Regions from separate parts of the Mus musculus genome. Here all the other regions are linked to region 6. A link is a loop called in an ENCODE intact Hi-C map of the cell type or tissue named here. Cell type or tissue: left cerebral cortex. All regions are shown on one strand. Links, peaks and the distances in the headings refer to the core of each region. The heading gives the core; the rest is flanking DNA. Region 1 overlaps Col8a1 (collagen, type VIII, alpha 1). Region 2 overlaps Dcbld2 (discoidin, CUB and LCCL domain containing 2). Region 3 has its middle 110 kb from the start of 4930461C15Rik. Region 4 holds the start of Gm51269 (predicted gene, 51269). Region 5 overlaps Dcbld2 (discoidin, CUB and LCCL domain containing 2). Region 6 holds the start of Gm41464 (a long non-coding RNA gene).

The links. Hi-C counts contacts between places; a loop is a spot of excess contacts. Peaks named below come from ENCODE experiments on the same cell type or tissue, not always from the same donor. Only the 100,000 strongest peaks of a DNase experiment are listed, where the experiment ranks them.
Region 1: it touches region 6 in a loop (5-fold over the local background); 6 of 42 quality-filtered maps call a loop at or near these places.
Region 2: it touches region 6 in a loop (3-fold over the local background); 25 of 42 quality-filtered maps call a loop at or near these places.
Region 3: it touches region 6 in a loop (9-fold over the local background); 18 of 42 quality-filtered maps call a loop at or near these places.
Region 4: it touches region 6 in a loop (6-fold over the local background); 3 of 42 quality-filtered maps call a loop at or near these places.
Region 5: a loop joins it to region 6, with 2.6 times the contacts of the local background. A loop is called at or near these places in 25 of 42 quality-filtered maps.

The regions. Positions count from the first base shown.
Region 1 is chr16:57,631,835-57,636,773 of GRCm38, forward strand. It overlaps Col8a1 (collagen, type VIII, alpha 1), which reads right to left. Exons shown (of 4, transcript NM_007739.2): 3 at 477-807. The coding sequence starts at 804. Among named protein-coding and RNA genes, the nearest start is that of Gm51269, 24 kb to the left of the region's middle. In left cerebral cortex, for the core only: a CTCF peak has its summit at 2,509 (motif pointing right); a DNase peak (open chromatin) is centred at 2,525.
Region 2 is chr16:58,459,536-58,464,474 of GRCm38, forward strand. It overlaps Dcbld2 (discoidin, CUB and LCCL domain containing 2), which reads left to right. Exons shown (of 16, transcript NM_028523.3): 13 at 1,420-1,513; 14 at 3,524-3,573; 15 at 4,655-4,792. Among named protein-coding and RNA genes, the nearest start is that of Gm33475, 14 kb to the right of the region's middle. In left cerebral cortex, for the core only: a CTCF peak has its summit at 2,493 (motif pointing right); a DNase peak (open chromatin) is centred at 2,523.
Region 3 is chr16:58,297,177-58,302,115 of GRCm38, forward strand. No RefSeq gene overlaps it. Among named protein-coding and RNA genes, the nearest start is that of 4930461C15Rik, 110 kb to the right of the region's middle. In left cerebral cortex, for the core only: a CTCF peak has its summit at 2,464 (motif pointing right); a DNase peak (open chromatin) is centred at 2,484.
Region 4 is chr16:57,609,184-57,614,122 of GRCm38, forward strand. Gm51269 (predicted gene, 51269) reads left to right here and starts at 1,603; the gene lies at 1,603-1,662. In left cerebral cortex, for the core only: a CTCF peak has its summit at 2,785 (motif pointing right); a DNase peak (open chromatin) is centred at 2,789.
Region 5 is chr16:58,452,263-58,457,201 of GRCm38, forward strand. It overlaps Dcbld2 (discoidin, CUB and LCCL domain containing 2), which reads left to right. Exons shown (of 16, transcript NM_028523.3): 10 at 2,864-3,014; 11 at 3,815-3,895; 12 at 4,021-4,146. Among named protein-coding and RNA genes, the nearest start is that of Gm33475, 21 kb to the right of the region's middle. In left cerebral cortex, for the core only: a CTCF peak has its summit at 2,446 (motif pointing right); DNase peaks (open chromatin) are centred at 1,056, 2,130 and 2,435.
Region 6 is chr16:58,660,797-58,665,735 of GRCm38, forward strand. It overlaps Gm41464 (a long non-coding RNA gene), which reads right to left and starts at 2,656. Exons shown (of 3, transcript XR_876123.3): 1 at 871-2,656; 2 at 1-109. In left cerebral cortex, for the core only: a CTCF peak has its summit at 2,414 (motif pointing left); no DNase peak of the experiment used is centred there.

The DNA of each region.
Region 1 (4,939 bases), core at 656-4,655, 1.0 Mb before region 6:
TTAAAATAATAAAGCCAAAAATAGATTATAATTATACTTTTTATGATGCTGAGGATCAAACCCTGTATTAATTTTTATTTTTTAGATTAAAATATAATTACATCACGACTTCCTTTTTCTTTCCTCCCTCCAGTTCTTTCCATGTGCATCTGACTTCTCACAAATGCAAGGCTTCTTTTTCTCTTTAATTATATAAATTATATAAACCTATAAGTAAAACCTGTTGAGTCAATTTACTGTTGCTTGCATGTATTAATTTCAGGGCTGAACACTTGAAATTGGATAACCTGGCCTGAAAGTCTTTTCCTCGTATCTTTAAGTTTGAACCTTGAAAAAAAAATGGCATTTGATTCACAGCAATAACAATTTTTTAAAAGAAAAAAGAAAAAAAAAGTGTCTACATAGTTTTCTCCTCAACTTCTACAGTTTAGAAGTCTGGAGAGCAGCTATTTTGAAACTGTTCAATATGATGTTACCTTTGCCTTTTTTGGGCACCACTTCCTTGCCCATTCTTGGCACAGGTGGGATTTCCTTCATATATTGGGGTAGGTGTGGGTACTCTTTGCCATACTGCATGTGAGGCATCTCCTTGCCCATGGAAAGGCCATCTTTGCCCAAAGGCATGTGAGGGACTTGCTGGCCCAAGGGCTGGTACTGTGGAATTTGTGGTGGTATCTGAGGAGGGATTTGAGGTGGCAGAGGCTTGATTCCATAGTAGGCACCGGCCTGAATGAGTCTGACAGAGTTCAGGGAAATGATGAACAGTATTCCCAGCAGCTGTAGAGGCCTGGGTGGCACAGCCATCACCTGTGGAGAAGGAACACACCAACACAGTGAGCACCTCCAGGCCAAGGGGCCGCTCTCTGTTTAGAGACAGAAGAGTTAGGGGACGTGGAGAAACCCACAGTCTCCACTGTCAGAAAGTCACAAGAGAAAAGACCTTAAAGTGAAGATGCTACCTGCCTGACACTGTTACTGAGGTTATGGAGCACTCACAAAAAGGGACCTATCATGACTGCACTCTGGACGACCCCACAAGCAGCTGAAAGAGTCAGATTTGCACACAATGGACAGAAGCAGCTGACCCCTGTTGTTGAATTAGGGAAAGGCTGGAAGAAGCTGAGGAGGAGGACCACCTTGTAGGAGGACCAGCAGTCTCAATTAATCTGTACCCTGGAGATCTCTCAAACACTGGACCACCAAACAGACAGCATACACCAGCTGATATGAGGCCCCCAACACACATATAGTAGAGGACTGCCAGGTCTATGTTCAATCAGAGTTGATGCACCTAACCCTCAAGAGACTGGAGGCCCCAGGGAGTTTAGAGGTCAGGTGGGGTGGGGGTGGGGGTGGGGACATCCATGTGGAGACACGGGGGTGAGTAGGAAGGAGGTATGGGATGTGGGACAGTCGGAGGGTGGACTGGGAGGGGAAATAAAATCCAGAGTGTAAAATAAATAAATGAATACATAAAAGACAAAAAAAAAAGAATTATAACAAATGCCAGAAGAGTGGAATCTGTCAAATGAAAGCAATTATTAATTATTGGAATATAATCTAGAGATTGATAGTTTCTCCAAATACCAATTCTTCAAATTTCCCATAATGTCAGAAAACCTGATTTGTAGCTTGGGATAAAACAATGAAGACACTCAGGTAGGTGTGGTGATATGAACGAGTTTTGTCAACTGAATATCATTGTACTAGATGCTCCTTCCTGTAAGGTCCCCTGGAGGCAGTGAGCAAGCTTTTTCCTTTCTGCATCCTTGCTGGCTGGAATGCTGATATATTGCCTGGAAATGGACCAGGACCCTGGGGCCATTTTATAAAAGCTATGCATTGAGGACTGTAAAGCCCTGGTTGATCATGTAGGAGCTACGTCAAAATTTGGAAGAGAGAATTTGAGTTTTATTTCTTTAACTCATTGTTCAATGGGGGCAGTCTTCCAACTGGGTAGCACTTTAAAATGGAAACAGTTAAAATGTATAGGTTATGACAGGAGATGAGATTGCCCACCTACTAAATGCTTTTCTGGATGCTTACATTTGTCATAAATACATATAAATATGAATGTACAATAAGTGTAACAGCAATACCAAAAACTACAAAGAGCATTTCATTTGATAATGCCAGAAAGTCATAGTAAAAACTACTATCATAATTGTGCACTTTTTCCTACTATTAGAATACTATGAAGTAACTGGTTCAGAATTTGGCTAACTGCACTGAGAGTCCATTAAAGTTTATCTTTGCAGTTTTATGAAGCGAAGGGAGTTTACAAAGTAAATTAATTGCATAAATAAGATACAGGGAGATGACTGTATAGTTCTTCTGACTAGTCACAAGAACAATCTGTTTCTAAGCTATTTAATGGTTCTCTTTGCAAGTCAACAGTTAACTGAATAAATATAAATGGGTTTTATCTGTTTATAAAAATCAGCCTGAGGAGACCTCTGCTTGGTAATACTCTAGGCTGGAGACCAGTTCAGAAAAATGCAATGTGGGAAAATGGACACCAGAGGGCAGGCATGACACACTTGGAAGTCTGGTGCTCCCCGCCTCCACCGTCCACCGGTTGAACTCGAACTACTTCTGAGTAGCTGCTGTAAACTCACACCTTATTAAAGGACTCATTAAAAATTAGAGAGTGTCACAATGCTGGAGAATGAGACGTAGCAAGAGCCTCACAATCTTTAATGCAACTATTTCCTGGAATGCCTCAAAAAGACGTGTGTACAAGCATTTAAGTTCCCTCCCCAGGAGAGCTTTTCTTTATAATCCTGCCTAACTTAATTGTGGATCATAGCATCCTGATTTTTTTTTTTTTTTTTTTTTAGAAAATCTGTGTTGAATTTGTGACATCCTATTGAAGGGTAACTCCAAAAGTCTGAACAGAATACAAAAGGATTGGTTAATTAAATAGAAAAAGGAAAAAAAATTAAAGTGAATCCTTACCAGAAAATTCATTGCTTTCCCGTTTTTCCAAATATACAAATGAATGGTTTTTTTCCTTTAGGGAATTAGTGACGTAACATTAGTCATGAAAATGATTTATAAAGCATTCTCTGTGATGCAATCATCATGGTTACAAGGAAGAGCTGTTTATTTTAAGCAAACGAATAATAAATGTGTTGGTAAGAGGGAGCAGTCAGAACGTTGCTCGTTTCTGTCCCTCTAAATGATTAAGTGCTTACTAGAAACCATTGGGAAAGAGCCAGAAAATGAATACTGATTTATTTTTATGAATATTAACTTATTTCTGGTGTACATGAACATCTATGGTAAAAGTTCAACTGGCCTTTCTTTATTAAATCCCTATCAGAAGTCATGCTAGGCCCACCCGAGAATGCAAGGTTGAATATAGCGTGGTCAGTGAGTTCGGGTCTCAGGGAGCTACACGGTTGTACTGGAAATGATACATGTGTGCACCTTTAAGGAGTAGCAAAAGACAGAGGAAAAAAAAACATGTTTCCTCATCAACTCCTGTTCTTTAAAATCCCTTATTTTTGAAGCAGCAACTTTGCTCATTGCTTCATCATGTTTTTTTGTTTGTTTTTGTTTTTCTGCCCAGAAACAGTTTACAAACATATAGCGCAAGACAAACTTCTTTAAAACATAAATGTAACATACTAGACACACTCTTGGTCCCCCAGCCCCCCACCAAGACTGGTTGTTTGTCTTTATTTTTTTTCCAGATATGAATAGTTAAACAAGTCCCATTCAGCTCTTCCTCTGTTACCAGTAGGTCTTAGTTTTTTACATCCCTTCTGATTTTAGTATTCGATACCTTTAAGGTATTCACCAGTGATCTGAAAGTGTTAATTCATACCAGAAATGCGGTAATACCTACTGACATAGTAGCTAGCTAGGCACTTCATTCGGATGTAATTCTGCCTTTTGAGGTGAACGGATTCCATTATCGAACCTTAAACATGTGGTACTGTCTTTAGGAATAGACTTAGATGCTTGGCTTTTGCCTTTCCAGCAACACACTTGATGTGCTGTTTACACTTAAATAGTCTTTAAGCCAGGACACACTTGTGAAATGCTAAAAAACCGGAGAGGGAACAAGATGCCTAAAAGCCCAGGTGAATCCCAAGGGCTCAGCAGGACCCAGCTTCCCTCACACTACTTCCTTTCACTGGCTTGGCCTTCCTCTCTCTCAAACCACCTCATCCAGTCGGCCTTCTACCATTTCTTTGGCTCTTTGTTTAAGTAAACTTTGCTCAGTTTTAACTTGAAAATTTATGGAGGAATTTACCGCTTGACTTATCCCTATTAATTTCCTTCTGGTCCCTGAGGAGAGGTTTGGTGGTCAACGTGGTATCGTGGTTCTTTCACATCATTCAAAGAATATCAGAAGCGCTACAGAAGGGAAACACCTACGGGGAAGAAGCAGTCTTAGAAAGACGCCATGGTAGTGGGTGCCCGCGCCACTCTTCCTTTTCTGAAGAGCACAATATGCTGTGCTTTTTCTCTGCTATTTTCCTTGCTTTGTAGTTGTTTTATGATTGGTGTGTGTGTGTGTATGTGTGTGTGTTACATGACGATAAGAATATTTAATGGGTGTAGAGATGTAGACAAGGCATCTCCGCCAGCTGGGTAGACTAGTTACCGCTCTCATGCCATATGCCATACGCTCTAGAACTCAAAAAACTTACTTTTAAGTAAGCTCTGCACTTCTCCATACCTAGGTCCCTCATCTCCGCTGGGTCTCAGTTCTCTCACCCATGACACAGAAATGACAATCTCTGCCCACTCCTCAGAGCTGTGACAGACAATAATATGAATTCTGTGTTAGCTGAAAAGTACCGTTTAGATGTAAGGTATGGAGCACAGCCAAAAAGGCAAATCAAAACCAACTGAGACTTTCAAAAGAAGACAAAGCAAGAGTGAGATTAACTGCAATAGTGATAAATGTAAACCGAATAAAGCA
Region 2 (4,939 bases), core at 351-4,350, 200 kb before region 6:
CTGCCAGTGTGATTAGCAAGCGTAGCATCTTGTTTTCATTCTCCCTGACAGTTCTTTGCAGCTGAGGTAGACCTGTATTGTCTTGATGGGTTTCTAGGTGACAGTGGACTTGTTATAATATGCATTTTGGCCCGTGATGTCTTACAATATACACTTTACTACATATACATAAGATGCTTTCTAGTTTACCATTCGTCTTTTAAATTTTGGTGACTTCTGGTAATTTAAAGCATACTGCTTTTGCCAGGCAGTGGTGGCACATGCCTTTCATCCCAGCACTAGGAGATAGGTGTGTGGATCTCTGTGAGTTTGAGGCCAACTTGGGCTACAGCCTGAGCTGCACAAAGAAACCACCCTGTCTCAAAAAACCAAAACTGAACAAAACAAAACAGAACCCTACACTGCTGTTAAATGTGGGGCAATGGGCTATGCACAAACAGCCTGGTTTCCAGTCGAGCTGAGGTCATGAACTCTGGTGAAACCCAGTGGTGATAATTCACCTACATGGGACAGAAGGCCTTCCCTCATGTCTCCTGGACCCCTGGCTCCTGTCGAAGTTACTGCCCCCACAGCCAAGAGAAGCGTGTGGTTAGTAGTCACATACACAATGTCCCAAGCTTCTGACCTTCAGGCTAGACTCCTCTCAGTTACCTAGCAACAGCAAGATAACAAATCCACTATAAGAGGAGCTGCTTGGCCCCACCTCATTCTCTCCCTCTTACTCTAGCCTTTCTTTTCTCTCTCTCCTTTTTCCCTTTCTCTCCTCTTGTCCATGGCCAGTCTCTCTCTCTCTCTCTCTTTCTACCTTCTCTCTTTCCCCCTGCCTTTCTACAAGAAAGCTCTAAAATCATAGACTGTGTCTGTTCATCAAGGCCTGGACTAAGGACTCTCTCCTGCATGGGAACCTCTCTCCCTCTGCCCTCTTCCCATATCTCTGGGGCCTGGTGCTGCCCTGGTGCTCCTATTTTGTTCTCAGCTCCTCTGCCATATCCAGCGTGGGATGCCAGAGACTGAGAACCTGGTACGGGGCTGCCCCTTGTCCAGCCCCCACCGGATGGGGTCAGTGGCTTCACACAGCCAGATGCCCACTCGGGGACGAGTGGAAAGCATCTGGCAGTCCTCCTGCGTCCTCCACGCCCAGAGCACAGGAGCTCTGGTGGGCCTTCTCCCTCATCCGTCTTCCCCTATACCCACAGCCCTGCAGTTAAACGTGTGCAGAGGTGGAGGTGGAATGAGCCAGCAGCATGCCGAGTGACCTGTCCACTAGTCTGTAAACACTTGTGTCTCCCAGTTGTGGCCAGCTTTGTTTCATAAATGATGTGTAAGATATTCTTGGAGATACAAAGTGTTGAGCTTTCGACTTCTCTGTCATGATGTCTGCTTCGCTCTTAATGTGGTCGTTCTGTTTCATGGCTTCAGATGTCGCACTGGCTGCCGTTCTGGTCCCTGTGCTGGTCATGGCCCTCACCACACTCATCCTCATTCTAGTGTGTGCTTGGCACTGGAGAAACAGGTCAGTACCCAGCTTGCTTACATGATTGACTGGGGGAGGGGTGCGGGGATAGGAAGCAAATTTCACCTGGAGAGTTACCAAACTAAAGGCCACTGATAGAATCATACAAATCTATCCTAACTAGAGGATACATAGCTTATGATCTGCTCATACTATCACAAGTGTGTCTTTCACAAAGGGCTCAAGCTGTTTGCCTGCTAGGATGGGCAGATCTCTAGCCACCAACATAACTACTGAGGTGCTGTCTGAGCTTGGGTCAGAAAGAGAAATGTAGGGTTTATTTTATAGATTAGAAAATTCTTGAGTGCTAAGCAGACTGATTATATTATCCGATGACTGGAAAGTGACAGGATTTACAAAGTATGGTCCTGGTGCCTAAAAGAGGAGGAAAGAGGCATCGGGATAAACTTGGAAACAGTCTAGTCAAACAGAAGTACCACAGCATGATTCTACAAGAGGGATGTGCTTGACAGCAATGTCAGCAGGACGCACGACTGTGACGGAAGCAGCAGCAGCCTGGAGTGATGTGAGGTTTCTGACTAGTAGCGATGCTGTGGGTTGAAAGAACATCAGAAGGGATGGGTTTGATGGAGAAAGAAGATGACGTATTTGTTCACTGTTCAATAAATAGTATATCTAAATATGTGGCTGCTCCTTTATGCCAACTGTTGGCCCATGTGCTAGACTCTAGCAGCTGGAAATCTGTCCATCCTAGCAGGCAAGATTGAGCACGTTGTAAAAGATACACTTGTGATAGTATAAGCAGATCATAAGCTATGTATATCCTTATTTATAAAGCAGAATCTTTCTTGGTAGCCTGTAAACGCTACCTTTAGTTAGGATAGATTTTCATGATTCTATCAGTGGTGGCCTTTAGTTTGGTAAGTGAGTGAATAGTAATTCTTGTTTGTTGTTTTTAATAGCATTTTTTTCTTTTTATTTGTTTATTGATTTTATGAGTGCTCTGCTGCATGTACACCTGCAGGCCAGAAGAGGGCATCAGATTCCTTTATAGATGGTGGTGAACCACTATGTGGGTACTAGGAATTGAACTCAGAACATCTGGAAGAGCAACTAGCACTCTTAACTGCTGAGCCATCTCTTTAGCCCTATAATATATTTTTTTATTAATTGAGGATTGCATAATTATATCTTGATCAAACTTGACCCAAACTCCTCTAGGATCCACCCCCCCCCCCAATTTCATACCCATCCAACGTTGTCTTTACTTGTTCAACCTATTGTTTATATGCTTGGGTGTGTGGTGTGTGGCCATCCAGTGGAGTCTGGTCTACCTACTGGGAGCCACACCCTTGAAGAAAAGTAATTATTCTCCCTCTTTAGGTAGCTATTAATTATCAGCAGCTCCTCAGATAGGGGTGGAATTTCATGAACACCTCCCCACTGGATACTGGGATTTACATCTTGATCTCTATATGCTATGTATATAGGTCCACACATACCATGTTCCGTTTGTTTAGAGGACGGCTTGCAAGAGTCTGTTTCTCCTTCCACATTGTGAGTTCTAAGGAATCAAGCTCAGGTCCTCAGGTTTGACTGCAAGCCCCTTTTCCTACAGATCCATCTCACCAGCCCAAGTGTATCAGGAAGTGTCCTTTCACCCCTGGACTCCTTTAGTAAAAGGATCTGGGTAGATAATAATTCTTCACCCAGAGCAGTTTCTCCTGGGAGGGAGGACAAGTCAGAGCTCTGAGTTAGATGGAGTAGGCAGTGTGATTCTTGTTCATTGCCCTTGTGCCTCCTCTTCCTCACAGATGTCTGTAGGTCCTTCCAGGCCTGGAGGAGCATCCTCCTCCCCCAGCACTTGCCACTGCTAGTTGTGACATTGTTATTTGTTGGTGTGGTGGGGTGAGGACATGAATATAGTGTGTATGAGAAGCTAAAGGCTTTTCTGTTCCATTCACCTCATGCCCCTGACTGTGTGGTCACTGCTGGTTTGCTGCCCTTTGGTTGGGAGAGGAGTCACTGTTTCCTCACTTTGATTTTCAGGAAGAAGAAAACTGAAGGCGCCTATGATTTACCCCACTGGGATCGGGCAGGTAACTTGTGGATTTCCTTCTGTTTTCAGGCAGAAATCTCCCCTCTCCTGGGTATAATGGTGGATGAAATAAGTCCTCGGGTCCTTAGGGACTCCTCAGGTAGAACTTCACATGCCGTCCTGGGCTGGAGAGATGGCTCAGCAGTTAAGAGCACTAGTTGCTCTTCCAGAGGTCCTGGCCAGGTTCAGTTCCCAGCACCCACATGGCAGCTCACAACTCTCTGTAACTCCAGTTCCAGGGTATCTGACATCCTCACACAGTCGCACGTACAAAACACCATTGCACATAAAATACAAATGAATAAATCATGTTAAAAAAAAGAAATCAATATGCTCCACCATGTGGTTCATAAGTAATTAAAGGAGAAATGTAAACACACATTGGTATCTCTTCCTCTGGAAAGTTGGTCTTTTCTTGTAACTATTCTTCTTGAGGAGACCAGCCTCCCGTGTGACCTGTGAAAGCACTGCATAACAAGGACTAGGGTCTCAGGGACTCTCTCTCTCTCTCTTTCTCTCTCTCTCTCTCTCTCTCTCGCTGGGGTGTGTGTGTGTGTGTGTCTGTGTGTGTGTGTGTGTGTGTGTGTGTGTCTGTGTGTGTGTCTGTGTGTGTGTGTGTCTGTGTGTGTGTGTGTCTGTGTGTGTGTGTGTCTGTGTGTGTGTGTGTCTGTGTGTGTGTGTGTCTGTGTGTGTCTGTGTGTGACTGCCATTGTGAGCAGCAGTTGGAAGTCTAGCACTTTGAGAACCTAGGAGGTCCTTGGTCATTTGAATTGCTGAAAGTCCCCTCCCTAGTCTCCCGACTAGAGGAGAGGATGGTGCCATGACCAGAGTATAGTTGGGTACAGCTTCAGGGGGGCTGAAAAAATGTTGGCAGTTTTGAGAAAACCTTTTTAAAAATTCTCTGGTGACACCGGCATGTATTCGTAGTGACTTGTTCCTGCGTGCATATTAGGTAGAGATGTGTCCGTGTGCTGCTTTGCCCTGAACATTCTATCAGAGCAAAGTCACACGGGTCTGGTTTCTGTAGCGTGGGTCCCTGTCCGTAAGTAACGCGTGCTCCCTGGCTTCCCTTCGCAATGAAGGTTGGTGGAAAGGAATGAAGCAGCTTCTCCCTGCCAAGTCGGTGGACCACGAGGAGACGCCAGTGCGCTACAGCACTAGTGAAGTCAGTCACCTGAGTGCCAGGGAAGTCACCACAGTGCTGCAGGCCGACTCTGCAGGTAGGATTCCACAGCCCTGAGGGCCAGGCTGGAGGCCAGACACTGATGCTTGTACCGAGGGTGTCAGGGTTTACCGAATATTTGATCTTTCTTACATGTTAAAGATCATCTGTGTTCTGGGACCAGAGACATGGCCCAGCACTTAGA
Region 3 (4,939 bases), core at 266-4,265, 360 kb before region 6:
AGATCTGAGACACAGCGAGAGACAGTAAGAGACAGGACATTTGATTGGCTACCCAGGATAAGACACCAAGAATGAGAGTTCTCGCTGAAGTGACAAAGCAAGGTTCTCACTGCTGCTAAGCAACCTATCCTAGTCAAGAGTGAGTCTGGCGGTCTAAGGGTGTAGAAGTATTAAGCATTTTGAGCTGCAGTGTGGTCAAGGAGAAAGTCTTTGTGGTCTAATGGAATTTACTGCTCAGCCCTGAAGAGGAATCTTGGTTTAGTTGTTTGCAGGGGCTGTGTGCATGTCAGTCAGGGTTCCGTGAACTACAGCATTGCAAAGTAGCCTAGTCAATGACAACCAAAAGCAGAGATGACGTTTATGGATGAAGATGGAAGGCAGTACATTTAAAATCTCACACAGCTTCTTCTTTCAGGACCAAAGACAACAAATCGGTTTCACGAATCATTTCCGTGGGACCACAGAAACCAGTCAAGGACGGAGACTATCTAGTCTGCAAAGCAGGGATCTGAGCCTCAGATTCAGGTCGTCTGTATTTCTTGTTCTCCTGAGTTTATGGGGTTAAATCAGCATCTGCTATATTTGAGTGCTTCGTCGGCAGACTGTCTATTCCCATTTTCTTCAGCCTGACAGAGAAGTCAGCAAATGGGAAGTATTTCCTAAATGAATAGACTACGTATCCATCCGAAGGATATGTATAAGCAAAGAATATTTGCTTCATCTGGATAAGCACTTCATTTGAGAGATATGATGACTCTCATGCAAATTCTACCTAAACTCACTGGATCGTGTGAGAGAGAAATCACGAGTGTTCCATTGTGGAACATGGCCAGTTTTTAAGAAAAGGGATAGAAGAATGAACCTCGAGCAGAAAAGTATTCCCTTAAAGAAAAATATTTGTGCTTTCCCTGGAAACCTGTACCTTATATGACATGCTAAGGGTGGTTTGAGTCTATTCGGTGGCTGACCTGTAGCTATTTTACAATTCTGTACATTAAATATATAAGTGTAACTGTCAAAAAAACCAACTATAGTCTCCTGACGCATAAATCCTGGCCTGTTCAGTAGAGAGACAATGTGTTTCCCTCCTCTAGTGGAAGTCAGTTTTGCCTGTATCTGCATACTTATTTCAGGATTCCTAACCTTAACATGTCTGTTCTTCAAATTCTCTTCGAAACTGGTTACATATGTCTATGTCCACTCAGTGATAATCAAAGTGCTCAGCTGTATCCCTCACAAGTCATTCTTCCTTAACACTTTCCAAAGTACTCTTTAGGAGAAGGCAAATATTTAACTCAGTACACATGTACATCAAAAGCAGAAAATGAAGAAACCACTCAGGCTTTCAAAAATAATTTGGGAGCTAAGTTTGGTGGGGGGAGGGGGGGAGTATTAATGTCCAAAGAACAAATTTAAATATTTGCATATATGATATGAATGCTTAGCATATTTGCTCTGAAGTAGCGATGGTGGAATTATCTCAACTCTGTCACCCCTGTCTGACAGTAGGAAAGAGTCTAATCCAGGATTTAATTTGCTCTTTTCGCTTCTGTTTACCTTTCTTGTCTTTTCTCTATTTATTGACTATAGATGCAAAAACCACACTATCGCTGAGATCCATACATGTGACAGGACCGACTATATCCACTGTGAGCCTAATAATGTCATCTCTGGACAGGTAGGGCAGGGAAAGGGGCCCAGTTTCTCTAGAACTGAGGCAGTCTTTCTTGGAGGACAGAACTCAGAGATTTACATCACAAGGCTCTTATAATGCTGACTAAATTGAATGCAAATAATTTTTTTGTTTTGTTTTGTTTTTTCGAGACAGGGTTTCTCTGTATAGCCCTGGCTGTCCTGGAACTCACTTTGTAGACCAGGCTGGCTTCGAACTCAGAAATCCACCTGCCTCTGCCTCTCAAGTGCTGGGATGAATGCAAATAAATTTAATGGATAAATTTTATCCATTTACTCATTCCAGCCTCGGTGGAACACAACTGTACTTTCAATTCTCGGGGGGCAGAAAGGACATCTGTAAAGACAAATACTTTTAAACTTGCTTGTAAATTTTAATTTTGGTGGTTTGGCTTTTGGGACACACACACAGACACAGTCAAGCTTGGAGACTATGCTTTGTGTAGTGAAGTGGCTGCGGACTCTCCACAGACACAAATACATCCTTTTAGGCATCTAAGAAAATATTAAAAGAAGGTGACACTTGATTTCCATAGAGTTTCTCAACCTGTGTGGGTCGAAAGCCTCACAGGCTCACATATTAGACATTTACATTACCACTCAATTACAGTTATAAAGCAGCAACAAAAATACATTCATGGTTGGGGCTCACCACAATACAAGGAGTTGTATTAAAGGGGCATAACATTAGGAAAGCTGTACGGATTTTTGTGCACCTATTGCTCTACATCCTAACTCAGCCGTCAAATCAATGGGAGAAGTTACAGGCTTCCACCAGCAGAGGGAAGTAGTGTCCTGGGGAAAAAAATGAAATCGTGCCCAGTTCTTCCTCCTGAGCAGTGTAAGAGGAGAAGGCTTCTTGCTTTTCTTCATTTGTAGTGGGAGTTTGCTATGCTGTGCCTAGATCATAGCCAATTAGAAGGAACAGAATAGGGGTGAGGGAGTGTCACCGAGAAGGAGTGAGAGAGAGCAGTTGGGGCTGAATGGTAGAACAGGTCCATCCATGCACAGAGGAAAGGACTTTCCTTACAGCCTCCATTTGTGTCTCAAATCGCAAACCCAAAGCTTATTCTGGAATCCGTGGTTGCTAATTGGCTCTCCCTGTGGTCACCGTTAGCCACTCTTAACCCATAGAACCTCAACTAATTTGTCCTTGGGGTGCTGTGACTTGTAAAGTGGCTGGCTGTTTTACAATAGACGTATAGCTCTTTCCCCAGTGTTCTCAACACTGCCGAAGGTTAAGGCCCTGGCTTTACCAAGGGAAACTGAATCTTGCAGTAGAGCAAGTGACTAGATGAGAGGACCCATTTTCTTAAGAAACCCTGGGCCTAAGGAAAAGCCTTGCCATGTAAACTGTCTTGCTGTCACAGCAAGGAGAGGTCAGTTGTCACAAGAGAGAAGCCTCTTCAGCAGAATGATGAGATGGCGCACTCACGTGACAGAGACGGTGAAATGGTACCTTATACGGGCATCTTCAGGAGACAGAGATGGAGGAAAAGCAGAGTGGAGAGAGAGAGAGTGAGAGAGCGATTCCATACAGCCACTTGGGCAAGTTCTTAAGATACTAGGCATGCTCAGGGGCTGGAGAGGTGGCTCAGAGGTTAAGAAATCATCTTAGCTGTCCAAGGGTGGCTTTCGTGTCTACATGGTGCCCCTGGAGAAATAGTTAACATTTCCTTTGCTGTTCATTGTTGAACCAATAAAGTCTGTGAACCCTTAAAAGAAAATCATCTTACTGGGTAATTCTAAAACTCATCTTCCTTGACATCTTTCAATGAGTGTATAAACAAACTTGGCATTATTTTTTTCTGGTTTTTTTTTTTGTTTGTTTGTTTGTTTCTGAGAACAGGATTTCTCTGTGTAGTCCTGGCTGTCCTATAACTCACTCTGTAGACCAGGCTGGCCTTGAACTCAGAAATACGCCTGCCTCTGCCTCCCAAGTGCTGGGATTAAAGGCATGTGCCACCACTGCCCTGCTCGACATTGATTTTTTTTAATGAGGTATAAAAGCAGAAATAAATGGAAGGCAGGTCAGGCTGTTGAGTTGGAAACTCTTAGCAAGTGCTTTGACCCACTTACTAAGAACCCACTGTACGTTTGCTCTTTGGTACCCAGGAGAGACTGGTTCTAGAAACTCTCTCAGATACCAAAGTCCATCCATACCATGCCCTATGCTCTCTCCTCCCTCATCTCACTCCCTCACCCCTATTCTGTTCCTTTTAATTGGCTATGATCTAGGCACAGCATAGCAAATCTCGCCCCCTCCCCCTGCCCCCTCCCATGAACAGGTGTACACCGAATCCCCGAGAGAGTAGTCACAGGAGGGTACGAACCCCCACCTCTTAGTACAAGGAATGAAGTGTGAAGTTAATGGGGTCCTACCAAAGGCAGAGGTCCTGTGGTCCTGAACCATGACCCTTTTCTATATAGTGGTGTTGTTTCATAAAGACTACTTGTTGTTTCTATCAGTGATATCATTATGTAAGACTTACTTGGAAAATCTTATTGGTTTAGAATTTGCAATTTACATAATTGTCTTTCTTAAACAGGAAAGATACCCTTGGCTGTTCCTATCAAGCAAGTCCACCATTATTTTTCAGGCTCAGTGATCATATTGTTTATATTCATGTCTGCTTATTAAATAAATGACTTTGCATCTACAGTTTAGACATCTTACAGCAAACATACTTATCTCCGACTATTTCCACTCATTGTAATGATCCAGTGGTTCAGCTGAAAGTGTCTTGGTGTAGTCTCAGTCACAATAAGATGCTCTTCTGTTTTGGTCATCGATTGACTTATAACACAATTGCACACACTTCTTGCAAACGTCATTGAAGCCGGTCATATTTTCTTTCACAGGCTGCCGCACGTTTCTAGGAAGTGAATTCGTAGGATATGGTCCTGCCAGTTCCTCAATCTGACATGCTTGAAATGCTTGCACAGTCTCATATCCCAAGCAGGGAATCCCATCCATTGCTTCACTCTTTTCTCTGCAAGGCTTTTTATAAGAGTGTTTCTTTTGTCTTTGTGTGATGCTTCTGTTTTCTTCATTTTCTGTTTTTCTCCTTGGTTGTCCATTAAAATTCTATATTCTTAGCTTGTTAAAACTCCTTCTCACTTATTTTATATCCCAGAAAGACTTTGTGATTAAAATACATATTATACAAAGCAAAATAATCTGATTTATTTCTGCATATCACCCAGGGATCTTTCTACTGGGTCATTAAAGGATAAAAACGTATCT
Region 4 (4,939 bases), core at 384-4,383, 1.1 Mb before region 6:
CACGATGTGAAAAGATTGGTACCTACTGCTGTGAAGATAAAAGTGTTGTGATAGAGGTTAGCATACTGTGCTGGTTAGTTTTACTATAAACTTGACTCAAGTTATAGTCCTCTGATAGGTGGAAACCTTGATTGAGAAAATGCCTCCTCCATAAAATTCGACTGTAGACAAGCCTTTAGACCATCCTCTTAATTAGTGATTGATGGGGGATGGTTCAGCCCATTGTGGGTGGTTCCAGCCCTGGGCTGGTAGTCCTGGGTTCAATAAGAAAACAAGCTGAAGCCGGGTGTGGTGGCACATGCCTTTAATCCCAGCATTCAGGAGGCAGAGGCAGGTAGATTTCTGAGTTCAAGGCCAGCTTGGTCTACAGAGTGAGTTCCAGGACAACCAGGGCTATACAGAGAAATCCTGTCTCGAAAAACCAAAAAGAAAAAGAAAAGAAAAGAAAAGAAAGAAAGAAAGAAAGAAAGAAAGAAAGAAAGAAAGGAAGGAAGGAAGGAAGGAAGAAAGAAGAGAGGAGAGGAGAGGAGAGGAGAGGAGAAAAGAAAAGAAAAGAAAAGAAAAGAAAAGAAAAGAAAAGAAGAGAAAAGGAAAGGAAAGAAAAGAAAAGAAAAGAAAAAAGAAGCTGAGCATGCCATGACAAGCAAGCCTGTAAGCAGCACCCCTCCATGGCTTCTGCATCAGCTCCTGCCTCCCGGTTCCTCCCTGTATGAGTTCTGTGCTGACTTCCTTTAGTGATGAACAATCCTATGGAAGGAGAAGACAAAGCCCATCTTCCTCAAGTTGATCTTGTCATAGTATTTCATCACACTAATTGAGGGGGACTCTGTAGGTGCCCAGGCAGAGAAGCAAACCCATGAAGAGATGAGATTGAAAATTCGGTTCAGACGGACTTCACCAACCTGAATCAGGGAGCCTAGTGCATGGTGGTTCATTGTCAGCAGATTTAAAACATGGGACAATTTGGGAAAAAGATCTCAGGCAACAATAATTCTCATTCTAGGTTTCCAGGCAGCAGTCATTCCAATCCCAGGGGCACAATAAAGCTTAAGGCGTGGCTACTTAGAACTCCTTTACAAGGTGCATGTGACTGTGAGGATGAATCTAATGTGGACTGCCTGGGTGCTACCATGTTACTGCCTTGATAGTAATGGACTGAACCCCTGAACTTGTAAGGCAGCCTCAACTAAATATTGTCCTTATAAGAGTTGTCTTGGTTATGGTGTCTGTTCACAGCAGTAGAGTCCTAACTAAGACAATGCCCTAAAAGACAGACACAGCTATCCTCTAAGTTCTAGCCTTAATTTTGGGGGTAGTGAATTGGATGCACTGGTAAGAGAGGCAAGAGAGAGATGATTCCCATGTCTTTTCTCATCCTTTTGGCTAATATCAAGCGCTGTATTTGTTCTTACCAGTTTAATACAATGGTATGACTAAAATGAAGCTAAACCATGCCACTCTCTGCTCAGCACTGGCATGAAACAGGGAGAAACATCGTAAGTGTTATGTCACAGGGTTTTAATGGAAGTAGCACCAATAGACACATAGGGAATGGTCCTATTAGGAGTGTTCATGTCAGAGTATGTGTGGCCTTGGAGGAAATATGTCACTGGGCATTGGCTTTGAGGTTTCAAATGCTCAAGCCAGGCCCAGTGTCACTCTCTTCCTGCTGCCTGTCGATCCAGATATATAACTCTCAGCTACTGCTCCAGCACCATGTTTGCCTGTATACCACCATGCTTCCCATCATGACAATAACAAACTAAACCTCTGAACCTGTAAGCCAGCCCCAATTAAATGTCTTCCTTTATAAGAGTTGCTATGGTTATGGCATCTTTTCAAAGCAATTAAATCCAAAGTAAGAGATGCCTCCATATGCCTGCTTGCTTCACCCCATTGCTGGGCCTCTTCCACTTCTGAAAGCCATGGTCCCTGCTCAGTATCTACTTTTTTGAGCACTGGTGAATATTTACAGCCTCAGGCCCTTCACACTTGGAAGTAGTGATGACCCACTCCCAATACTAGCCCCGGGATTGTGTACCATCACCTTTGATCTAGCTTTATCTCATGTTCAATACAAAGGATATAAATCTGTGGGGTGTGTGTGTGTGTGTGTGTGTGTGTGTGTGTGTGTGTGTGTGTGTGTGTGTGTTGTAGGCAGTATATGAGTCTGTGGTGCATGCACACGAATGTGCAGATGTGCACCCATATTTGGACATGTGGAGGTCAAAGGAGAACATCTGTCATCTTTCTCCTCACTTTCCACACAAATGGTCAGAACAGAGTCTCTAATTGAAGCAGAGGCACCCACCCATGTCCTCTCTTTACCATGTGGCAGGACTTACTTGAAATGCTTCCTATCAACTAGTGATGTCAATGTCCTCTTCCTTGCACTAGGATAGAGCATTATCACTCAACCAATAGAACACAATGGAGCTGGTGTGTGAGTTCTGAGGCTTAGAGCTCTGAAATTCTAAGCATTTTAATCTTGTTTCCCTGGGATGTTCACTTGGATCCAAGGTGTTATGCTGCTGCAAAGCCACAGAAGCCTGCAGAGCAAACCCCATGTAAAGAACATGGAGGTATTTTGTCCCACTATTTGTCTTAGGTCTTCGTTGGCAGTCAGCATTCACAAAACCTATAAAATAAAGATAACTCCAAAAACCATAAAATTTAAGAGATGGAGCATAGGAGCAAAAACCAACTAACCAAATCAAAATAAAAACAAACCAACTTTGCCTAAAGCCTCTTTACTGAACAGCTATTATTTTTCTGGCCTCCAGGGGGAGCTGTTTGGCCAAGCAGCAACACAGGAGTTGTAAGCAGGGCTTTACATTAAAATCTTGCTCTCTTTCTCTCTGCTGTGAACATCATTGGTGAATAGAATCTCTGTTCACATACAAATGCTTGAAGACTTCAGGCAAATTAGAAGCTTCTTCTGTGTAACTTAGTGAAGAAGAAGAAGAATGAGAAAAAAATGGGATATATTCTAATTTTTATGACAGAAAGACCTTAAGAATGCCAGAAGCACATAGAGAAGAGTGGCCATGTAACTGGGGGAGTGTAAGTTGCATTTTGTGATTTCTTAGTTTGGTTAGCTACACATACATACATACAGAGAGAGAGAGAGAGAGAGAGAGAGAGAGAGAGAGAGAGAGATGGAATCTCAAGGACTGTTTCATTAGAGTTTGAGAAAAACCCAACAGAGCATGCAATCTGTAAATCTTGGAAGGGGAAAGGTACCAACTTCTGAATTGGTCAAGCAGCCCTAGAAAAGAGGAATGGCCTTCAGACCAAACAGAAAGCTCAGCGTGCCAAAGCAAGCATGCTTAGGATTTTTGGATTGTGCCCAAAAATGATACAGAAAGGGAGAAAAGAAGAAGTTATGTTTTTTGAGTTAAGACTCAGAAAAGTGAGGATTATGACTGAAGCCCAGAAGCAGCTGCCCCAAGGGAGATGTTAAGCACATTGTCCAATTAGGAGAAAAACTGTTCCTTCCATATGAAGTGGAAACTTCTAGTTCTTTGGAAAGTTAGTTATATCAAACGATGTTTTACTGGGGCACACAGGTGAAAGGATATCTTGCTAAAGCAAGCACGTGAAAGACTGTGTTCCTGAAGCAGACATAGGTGAAAGGATGTTTGGATATAGCAAACACACGAAAGGACACTTGATGAAGAAGTTTAAATATGACTCCACAGACAGTGGGAGATGAGCACTGAGCCTTGGTTTGGTTTGCTCTGCTTCCCTGCTCTTCACGAATGACACACATGTAATGGACTGCCTTACATAGCAGTGTTGTTGAGATCAACTCGTGACAACACTGCCATTGAGAGAAACTCACCATGAACTGCTCTCAAGGTTCCTGCAGCAGCTTGCTACTTCTGCAGCCTGGCCTCAGGCTGGTTGGCAAGCCTGACGGTCTCTTCAAGACTGAACTACAGCTGTCTGGGGTCTGCTTGCTGAAAGGTCTAGACTATAGCTTCTGGTTCTTGCCTGGTTTCTGCCTGCCTAGAGGACTGGTTTACAGCTGCTAAGTCATACTTGGTGTTTGCTATGACACTGAACTGCTATCAAAGATCACCCCCAAACAACTATTGCTGAACAGGTCCACTTCCCCCGTATCCTAATAACTTTTCTCTTCCACTACCTCTGCTGGATGGTGTGCTAAAGGACAGGTTGAACTCTTATTAAAAGTAGGTTGCAAAAAAATGTATGCCTTCATCCATATGCTTACTATGTCTTCAGATGGATCAACTTTCTTGAGGAAGGATGTTCTTGCCAATTGATTGACAGGATCAGTTGGATTAAATTTTTAAGGGAGTGACAAGAGCCATAAAGATCAAATCTGAGGGACAGATCTGGATATTATATCTACACCAAGGACAAGAAATAAAATAGGGCTCAGATTTCATTCTTTTAACTAGGAAAAGGTAGCTTTCCCTCAATGGGCCTCAACGGAGTCCTGATACCTTCAGTATTTGTTATAAATGGGAGATGGGGTTCCAAGCTGATCATGAGGAAGTGGTTCATCCTTGTGGTGGTTTGAACCCTATAAGAACTGTAAGCTGGAGAGAAACAGACTAGGCATGGAACTATGACCCAGGGCTGGATATACTTTTAGCAAACAGAGCCAGAGCCACAATAAAGCCCTGATTTCCTTTAATTTATATATATATAATTTATTTTTATTTATACGAGTACACTGTAGCTGTCTTCAGACACACACCAGAAGAGTGAGTGCATCAGATCCCATTACAGATGATCATGAGTCACAATGTGGTTGCTGGGAATTGAACTCAGGATCTCTGGAAGAGCAGTCAGTGCTCTTTACTACTGAGCCATCTCTCCAGCCCACAAGCCTTGGTTTTGACATACCAGAACTTCAAGCTGAGTTTCTCCAGGAGCACCCCTGATTGGCTCAGCTAATGCATAAAGA
Region 5 (4,939 bases), core at 638-4,637, 210 kb before region 6:
ACAAGCAGGGACAACATGGGAGAATATTGGAAGTATGTCACTGGGGTGTTGTCCCATCCCCAGCTTCCTGCTCTACCCTTGAGAGAATCTCAAAATGAAGGCACCTCTGTCCCCAGGGAAGATGGGTGGTGCTGTGTGGAGTGGGGACTGACGGCTTCTTTCAGTGAGAAGCGCAGTACTTCCCAGACTTTCCCAGCCCGCTTCTTATTTCATAATCTATCTCATGGCGACCGCACAGTGACCCTGTTGCCCCTTCTTGTTCTTTCATTACATTTTTTTTCTTCTCCCCATGAAGTATCCTTGGAGGAGTTTGTTGTTTTGGTTTGGTTTAGTTTTTGTGGGGTTCTTTGTTTTGTTTTAGTTTGTCTTTCCATTGTTTTATTCTCCTGCAGTGTCCAACCTTTTAATTTCATCTAATGGATTTTTAATTCCAATACTGTATTTTTTTTTCTCTCCTTCATATTTACCTTGGGTTTTAAATTTTCTTCCATATATTTTTTCATAGGCATATGAGCACGGAGTGTGTTCATCTGGTAATTTTACCAAACACACACCTCAGTGCTAGCCATTATGCTATTGATTGCTTCTGGGTGTTTTTATTAGCATTATTAATCCTCTGTGTGTGTGTGTGTGTGTGTGTGTGTGTAAAGCTTTATTCTGGGATGCAGTTAAGCTACCAGGAAAACATTTCTTTATACGTATTGCTAACTTGACAGTCACCATTGAGACAGTGTCCCAAGTATTATGAAATTTACTCATGAGCTGATGATGGAGAGCGTTTTGAAGCCTGTGTTGTCATAAGCTTGTTCTACTTATCACAGGGTTCTTTTTCTGACTCTAAGTTGCTTCTGGCTGAGGACTTAGGGGAAGTTTCATACAGAGCCCAGTGGCCTTGCTGTAGTTCATCCATTCCTGCTGACACTCATTCTGTCCCTTTCCTGTCCTTACTCTGCTAAGCTCTACCCCAGAAATTCTAGGTTTCTGCTGACCTCATGGCTAGCAAGTTCTCTAGAGTGTGGGAAAGCCTTGCCCTGTGACCTGGAAATTCACCAGTCAGTACTGATAAGCAGAGTGTGTCTTGTTTGGGCCCCTACTCTGTAGTTCTGACCCTTTGCTGCCCGTTGCCCAGTGTCTTGAGAACTACTGCGTCCTGCCGTGCCCTTTCCCAGTTCTTCTGTTGTTCATGGCTGAGGTCCAGCTTCTCTCACTCAGTTACTGACAGAAGAGGAAGGCTCTGAACTTAATGAAATAGCACATATCTTCACACTTCAATCTGTCCATCTCTTCGCTTCTCGGGTAACTTGTATTTGTTTTGACATGTCTTCTAGGTCTCTGCATACCTACAGAGCCTGAGCCAGAAAGTATAACCAATCTCCTAAACTTCCATAATTTATTGCTTTCTAATACTACACCATGTTTGTATTCAGGGGAGAATGAGAGAGAATGTGTGTACTTTTTCAAAAATGTTTCCTAAGGATGTCTAACAACCTTCCCTGTGCATCAGATTCTCAGTGAATGTTGGCAGATGGACTAGAGCATTTCGTTAGGGTCACGTATAGCCAGCCCAGTGTGCACTGTGTACTTGAGGAAGACCTTGAACTTGTGATTCTGAAACTGACTTCATTACAGATGTGCTGCACCACACCCAGTTCTATGAGGAGATGGGAAGAGAACTTATGACTTTGTGCACATAAGCAAGCAGTCTGGCCTACATCCCCAGCCTTTGCCAACAGTTATGTCCTGAAATGTTGTTTCAGTCAGTTCCTGTTCACTGATAACAAAACTGTCAGCATTGGCCTTTAATCTATGTTAGAGCAGGAGCTAGGGAAAGTATGGAAGCTTACAGAAAGGGGGACTGTTGGAAGTATAGAGAGAACATTATAGAAACTAAAAGATCTTAATGTATCTTCCAGCATGTGTAATCTAGTTACAGGCAGATGGACCAGGAAGAAATAGCTGTCCTACTTGGGCATGACTTAGGAAGTCCAGTATGCACATGTTCTCGCTTTAGCTAGTGGAATGGATGTGGCTAATTTGGCACAAGGGGAAAACAAGGCCCTGCTTAACTCATTGAAGCCCTGCGATTAAGTCAGAAGTCACAGTCAGCTCAGCTCCTGCTGCTGGCCTCACACTGTCACTCTGTGGCCACTCTTTCTGTGCCCTGCCTTGAGGACCACTAATGGCAAATCCATGAAAGTACTGTATAAATAGGGCTGACTGAGGAGAAAACACATTTGCTTGAAAGGGTTGAGGTAATGAGATAATCACTTTTAATCATGTTTTCTACTTAAAGATTGTTTTTATAATGCATGTGTAGCTGTTGAGTTCCAGTCGTTAAATCAAACACAGAATAGCATTTCAGGGTTGTTGCTACTTGGGGTAAGCAGCAAGTCCTGACAACTGGGATTGTGGTGTGAGGAGTGCCGTAACACGGTTGGTCCAGCAGGTGGAGGTAGAGGCCTGGCCCATGAGCTGAGGCCTTTGTGTGATGGCTCTTTTTCACTTTAAATATAAACTTTAGATGATCGTTAGTTCCACAGGGATTGACGATGATAGTTTATTGATGCGATGAGCTGTGGCCCTGCAGTTGAAACGTTTCCCGTATTGCCAGGTTAGCTATCACTCCTGTCCAGTTCGTAAGCCATCCTAACAACATTTTTGTAGTTAGTGTTTCCCTCAGATAAGCTTCCAGGTAAAATGTGCAGTGTTTTAATAACTGCTTTTCCAAATGCTGATTGAGTTGTTTTCTGAGAAGTCTGTTCTGTCATCATTCTTTATCGATGTTGTTGAACATGCTTAGCTGGAGCAGTCTAGTTCTGGTCTCTTTTTGATGTAAAATACCAATTTTTGTTATTTTTTAAAGATATTTCAAGGAAACAAAGATTATCACAAGGATGTTCGTAATAACTTTTTGCCACCAATTATTGCACGTTTCATTAGAGTGAACCCTGTCCAGTGGCAACAGAAAATTGCCATGAAAGTGGAACTGCTCGGATGTCAGTTTACTCTCAAAGGTAAAGAGCCAGTGTGGCCAACAGTGGTCCCCACCATTGCCCTTTTAAATTTCCCACTTAACTGACACACAGTCATCACACACTTATGGTATACCGAGACATTTCAGTGTGTGTATGCGTATATAATGATCAGATCAGGTAATGATCATGTCAGGTAGATACAGTTTCTTTGTATTTGACACTTTTCAAAGTCCTCTCTCTAGTAGGAACTGCTCATTTGTTTCCCTGTTAAAATGTTGCCATCAGAATAGTTTCACAATGCAAATGAGACTCTCCAGTTCTGGTCTTGGAGACTTTTAAAATTAGGTTCTGTGTATTAAGATCCATGCATTGAGGGTTAGAGCAGCAACCTAAGCTTGAGTAACTTTTATTTTGAATTAACAAAAAACTGGAATAAATTCACCCAATATTTTATAATGTTTTAATGTTATTTCCTTATATTTCACAAAGCTATCATTGTGCCAGACATAGTTGGCTCTCCATACACACTCGTTAAATGAACTGAATATAGCATATATTAGGTTATAGCTATAGAATTGGATAGCCAATAATCTTCTAAGGTTACCTATGAATTAGTTAATTATTTAATTATTGAAAATCTGGAAAATCTTATAAAGCCTGAAAAATCTTAGTTTTCTTGCATTTAATGCAAAGTATAATTATCCATTGGATTCTGAGATTTAAAATTGTTCTGCAGAATTAAGCAATTTAGGAAATGTTGAACATTTAACATTGCTCTTTTTAAACTATAATTTTTTTTCAAAGCAAAATGTATAAGCATTTCTAACCCCCTTTTTAAGGTCGCCTTCCAAAGCTTACTCCACCTCCTCGGAACGGCAATAACCTCAGAAATACTACAGCTCGTCCCAAACTAGGTAAAGGTATGCCTGCTTTTAATGTGAGACTTTGACATGTCCTGTAACTATATTTAAAACATAAAACTGAACTTTCCTTAAGTTATTAATGTTTAAAAAATAAAAAAAGGTTTCTTCAAACTTTTTTCAAGGTCGTGCCCCTAAATTTACTCAAGTGCTCCAACCTCGAAGTAGGAATGAACTTCCTGTGCAGCCGGCGGAGACAACTACCACTCCTGATATAAAAAACACGACTGTAACTCCCAGTGTAACCAAAGGTAGGTAGATCAGGCACGGACTCTTCCCTGGTGGGGTTCTTGCTCTCAATTACGAGTTTCCAGCTCACTTACTTCATCTGTATTTTTCCAGCTCATCCAAAATAAATAAATATATAAACTTGTGTCTTTTATGGAAAAGCCTGTGGGAAGCTCAGTCTATTCTGATACAGGAAAGCCTGGTGCTTAGCTGTGTGGTCTGTGTCCTCTCGGCCTCCTCTTATGATCCCCAGCAGCTAAGCACGAGTCCCGAGCTCAGAAACTCAGCACTTCTAGAAATGATTAAACCACAGCAGCAAACAAGCTTTTTTACCCACATTATATATTAATTCACTAATGGGGAGAGCTGATAGAGGAGAGCGAAAAACATCTTTAAATTGTTTAAAACATTTAAAGTTTTAAAATGTACTTCAATTAACATTCTTGTTTTTTTTAAATACCCTCTGCTTCATATACATTTGTAATTTTCTGATTATTCATTCAGACATTAGAGTTACTTCTAAATTGCATTACAGTGATAAATACAGTGTTACATTGTACAAATCACTGTCCTTTTTGCTTGTTGAAAAGAAAACTTTCAGTTAAATTCAGAAAATAAAATGTCAGTGTCACAGGAGAATTAGCAAGCAGGGCTAACATGGGAAAAAAATGCTCATTTTCAGCAAAGTATGGGAAAGAAAGCGTTACCAGGAAAACCCAGTGCCCATCTCAGTCAAAGAGAGAAGTTCTCTAGGACGGTTTTGTTGCAGGATGAGGAGGAGACGACAGGGCAGATAAGCTGGAAATGGTCAGAGCT
Region 6 (4,939 bases), core at 565-4,564:
CGCAAAGTTCACTCAGACCAGTTTCAAGTCCACATGATCGTAACTGTTCCTCCATTGTTCAAAGTCCAGTGTCTCTACTGAGACTCGAGGCCGTCTGTTAGTTGTGATTCTGTATACAATACAGACAGGAAAAGAAAAACTTGTAAACTACAGCAGCACTGAGGAAATATTCCCATTCAGGCGGGAGAAAGAGGAACATAGAAATGAGGGATGGGAACAACACCAACCAAAACCCATCAGAGTAGCTTTTATTTTCTATAATTCCATGTTCAGCGCTGGGGCCTATGGTATCATGATATGAGCACTGATGGGTTTGGCAGACCCATCTCTGTGGCTTTCCTGCTTGTAGCCCACATGGCCACTCTTTGGAACTTGCTGTATTTGAGACTTGTATAATTATCAATAATCACTTCACATCCTAAGTGTTATGTTATGTTCACATCCTAAGCGAGATGTCCTCTTCCAAGTTAATGGGTCCATTACTTCTGAATTGAGCTTCACTCAGACTGCCAGGACATCAGCAAAGCACTGACCCATTCATTGCCAGACAGTAACACAACTTGCTAGTTTCTAGCTCCATTCATCCCAACAGAGATCTTATGTGGTCTGAAAATGTATGAACATAACCTTGACTATCTTTGTTTTCTTTCAGCATTTTGGTTTTCTGAATGCCAACTGGAATGGCTACCAAATTCCACTTAAGTCATTCTATGGTTTCTCAAGCCCACATCTCCACGTTTTCCCAAATTCATCCGAAACACCAGTTTCAAAGACTTAGCCACATGATCAAGATTAGTCATAACAGTGACTCTACTTCTATGGTACCAGTCATCTGTAATAGTTAATTGCACAGCATTGGGACCACAATACCTGGCAGCTTCCAGGAGGGCAGATTTAGTTGGGTTTGTTGTTTTCCGGAGTTTCAGTTCATCATGGCAGGGAAGTCTGGGGCAGCTCAGTTCATGGAGGCCAGGGCACATGAGGCAGTGCTGTTCACAGCACAATGGGTCAGGAAACAGACAACATGGGAGAAACAAGGGTTGACTATTGCTTTCAAAGGCTATTGATGGCCATACGTTTCTTCCAGCTAGGCTCCACCTCTCAAAGATTCCACAGGCTCTGAGAGTATCCTCATCAGTTGGGAGGAAGCATTCAAGACATAAGTGTGAAAAGGACACTGTTAAAGCCAACCACAATGATTATTCTCTTCTTCGCTAGATCCACACCCCCACCCCCACCCCAGGCAGCCTCACCCATTCTGGCTCAGGATGATAAAAGGAAACCGAAATATATTTCAGTATCTCTCGGGTCAGACACTTCAAAGCGCCCACAGTTCTGGGAAATCCATCATATTAGGTAAGCTCAGCCTGGCTCTCTGAGGAGTGCTGGTCCTTCTTGGTGTGTTCTGTGAAAAGCAGCCCAGCTTTTCCTTGTGGTTGCAAAGTTCACAGACACCTCTTTGTGGGGCTGAATGCTCAAAACTTAGGGAAGAGCCTGCAGGATTATTTTGCAATGTGAACTGTGTCAGGGAAGCTATGTGCAAAGTTTTAGACTAAACCTGTTATACTCCCAAGATTTTTTATCCCATAAGAAGAAAACATTTGTGAGGTTCAAGTTATCATTAGAGTCATAGATCTGCATAATTCTAGCATTTCCAAAGATTCATCCTTAGATTAGAAATGAGGCAATCTTTTATTGACCTGAATTCCTGTTTACTTGACTCCAGACCCACCTTTCATTTCCACAGCCTCCTCCTCTTATTGATGTGATCCTGTCAAGTACAAATCTGGTTTTGCTATCTGACCTCTGCCTTAGTGCCCTTTGTAACAGATTCCACCTACTTCTCAGTAAAGTATAAAGTCTGAAACAAAGTGTAAAACCAGCCTCACCTCACCCATTCATTACCTTGTAATTTTGGTGGCCATCATTCCATAATCATTGAGGCTGAGGATCAGAACTTAGGATTTGATAGGCTGTACTACCAGAGGGAGAATCATCATCATCATTATTTTTTAAAATAACCATGTATTCTATAGTTCACAGAGAAAATCTGTGAACACCTTTGTTACAACAGTACTCGTGATAATGTATTTATAATTATCCCATGTTTGTGTTTTAACTTAACCTGAATTTTAAGGAGTTTGTGACAACAGCTCTAAAAGATAGGTTCTATTTCTAACCTTCCTGATGGATCAGGAAGCCTAGGGTCAGGAAATTCAAATAAATACTGCCCTAGTTCTCGATTGGAAAACCTAAGTTTCAAAGCCTGCCATTTAGACTCCATAGGCCATCCTCTTAACCATGCTAGTATGTAACCTTCACCAAATTGCAAATTCACAGGCCCATTGGCAACCAGAAGAAATATTTACATATATCGATAAATATTTGAGTATTGCTAGTACATGATCACCATCTAGTGGATATACTCTACTGTTACACTATGTGAGATCATAATACAATATTTACATAACCTCCCTCTTCTCTTTCCTCCTTTCATATCCTCTCATGCATGAGCCAAACTTCGATACATGTGTTCTACAGCTGTCGTAAGATAAATTATGTTCATTACAATGACTGACCCTTTAAATTACCTTCAATTCAAATTTGTCGATAGTCTATGAATAGTGCCAGATGACTGTCATCAACCCTCATGTAGTCTTGGAAATTAAATTTCATTTAAAAATTAAATTGCATTTAATTAATTAATGTATATATGCACATGTGCTTGTATGCATCAGAGCACTTGTGGAGGTCAGAAGCAACCTTATGCCAGTCAGTTCTCTTCTTCTACCTAGTGGGTCCCCGGGACCCTAATCAAAATTAGGTTTTGGGGCAAGCGCTTTTACCCACTGAACCATCTCTTCAGCTCAAAATTTAATTTTATTACTAGAAGTCTATATCCCAACTCGCATGAGGGAAACACTATGGGCAGAGGCAGTCTGACCACAGCTACAGGGGTTTCCTCCACCGGTCATCTTAAGTAGGATCTGCTCAGTATATTTGACAACAGGAATAATTTCAGATCTGTGCTTCTTATCTTCTCCTCTTGTCCTTTTTCTATGGAAGGTGGAAGGATGAGAATTTATTAAACTGTTCAGTGACATGTGTGTAGATCTCCCTGTTTCCATATTAGATCGTTATTTCCAAACAGGAGGTGACATGTAAAATGTGCCAGACTGGAGCCAAGTGCCCATAGTCCAAAGTCCCCAAGGACAGAGGATCAAACAGCAATGCTATTTGTTCTCTCTGATGCAACTGTCAACAGGCAGTGATCTGGGGGTGCAGAATGCTGCTCTATCAATTTTCTCAGACTACACATTTGAAAGTAGAACAGGTTCAAAGTAGCCCTGGGTATCCTGGACTTGCTTTGTAGACTAGGCTGGCCTTGAACCGGCAGAGACCCTCCTGCCTCTGCCTCTGAGTGCTGGGAGTAAAGGTGCAAAGACTCTTATTGTTTAGAGAGCTCATCCATTATTCTGTTTGAGTTTTCAAGTATTGGCTTAGATTTATACACATCTGGGAAGGTGGAATGCCCACCAATACACATTTGTTTCATGTGCAACTACGCTTATATGAACATACAGAAAATATTTGACAAAATATATAGGAAATGTGTCTCAGTATATCTGATACATCATATTAACATCCCTAAGAACTTCTAGAAAGGGTCAGTGAGATTCCTTAGCAGGTAAATGTTGTGGGGAATATTAAAAAAGAACCGGCATGTTCCTGAACAGGTGCTGGCAACTCTGGGCCCCTGCTAATTCTGTCTCTACCCACCAACTCTCTGGCAGGGCTGGAGCTTCCAAGTTCCTCTTGCATTCACCCCATGGTCAGCCACAACAACACTGATCTACCTAGTAGAAACAAGACTCTTGAAGCTTATAATTAACCAATCAGATTTATGTATCAACAGATTCCCAATTTTTCAAGATGCCAATACAGTAATTTCAGAACCAGCTGATAATGATAAAAGCTTTATCTGAATTATTCTATCCTTATAATAAAATAACTACTTATGGCTGGTTAAAGCCATGCTGGTTCACATCCACCTCCATGCTGGCCTTCCTTCTTCTTCCCCTGAGATGCTCTCTGTCTCTGCAACTCTTAGCTCTGCCTCCCTTTTCCCTGTCCAGTCACAGGCCTCCTGCTGCCCTAGTGTAATTGGACAGGGGAAATCCTGTGACAGGTAAAAGTGTTTGCCCCCAACCTGATGACCTGATTTCAGTCCCTGGTTACCACATGGTAGGAGGAGCAAATTGTCATCTGACCTCCATAGGGTGCTGTGGTAAACATGAAAAACACACACACACAAACACACACACACACAACCACACTAAAATGTGATACACTTGGTTTGTTTTTGTTTTTTTAAAGGTTTGTTATTATATCTAAGTACAATGTAGCTGTCTTCAGACACACCAGAAGAGGGTGTCAGATCTCATTACAGATGATTGTGAGCCACCATGTAGTTGCTGGGATTTGAACTCAGTGCCTTTGGAAGAACAGTCAGTGCTCTTAACCACTGAGCCATCTCTCCAGCCCTGGATACACTTGTTTAAAGAAGCAGTCAAAGAAGTCAAACTTAACATACACTAAGAACCTGGTTGTGTTGAATAAAGATGGCCCAGAGAAAGTGAAGTGATCCAGACTAGTGTGACAACTCAGGAAGGCTCAGGAAGGATTCCTGCTCTAGGATCTTACACAGTAAGAAGAGGGCAAGCTTGGCTCAAGTTATGCTCAGAAAGTACAAAGAACTAAAACATTCTACTTTTCAACATAAGTAATTAACAACTCACATCTCTCTTTGTAATTTATTATCACTTGCATGTGATGTGTTGGCAAAAGTATTAATGACCCCAGAAGGACATAACACTTTCCATTTATTATTAAGAACAGCACACTGGTTTCTGCTTAGGGGTGACTTGTATAGTTCAGC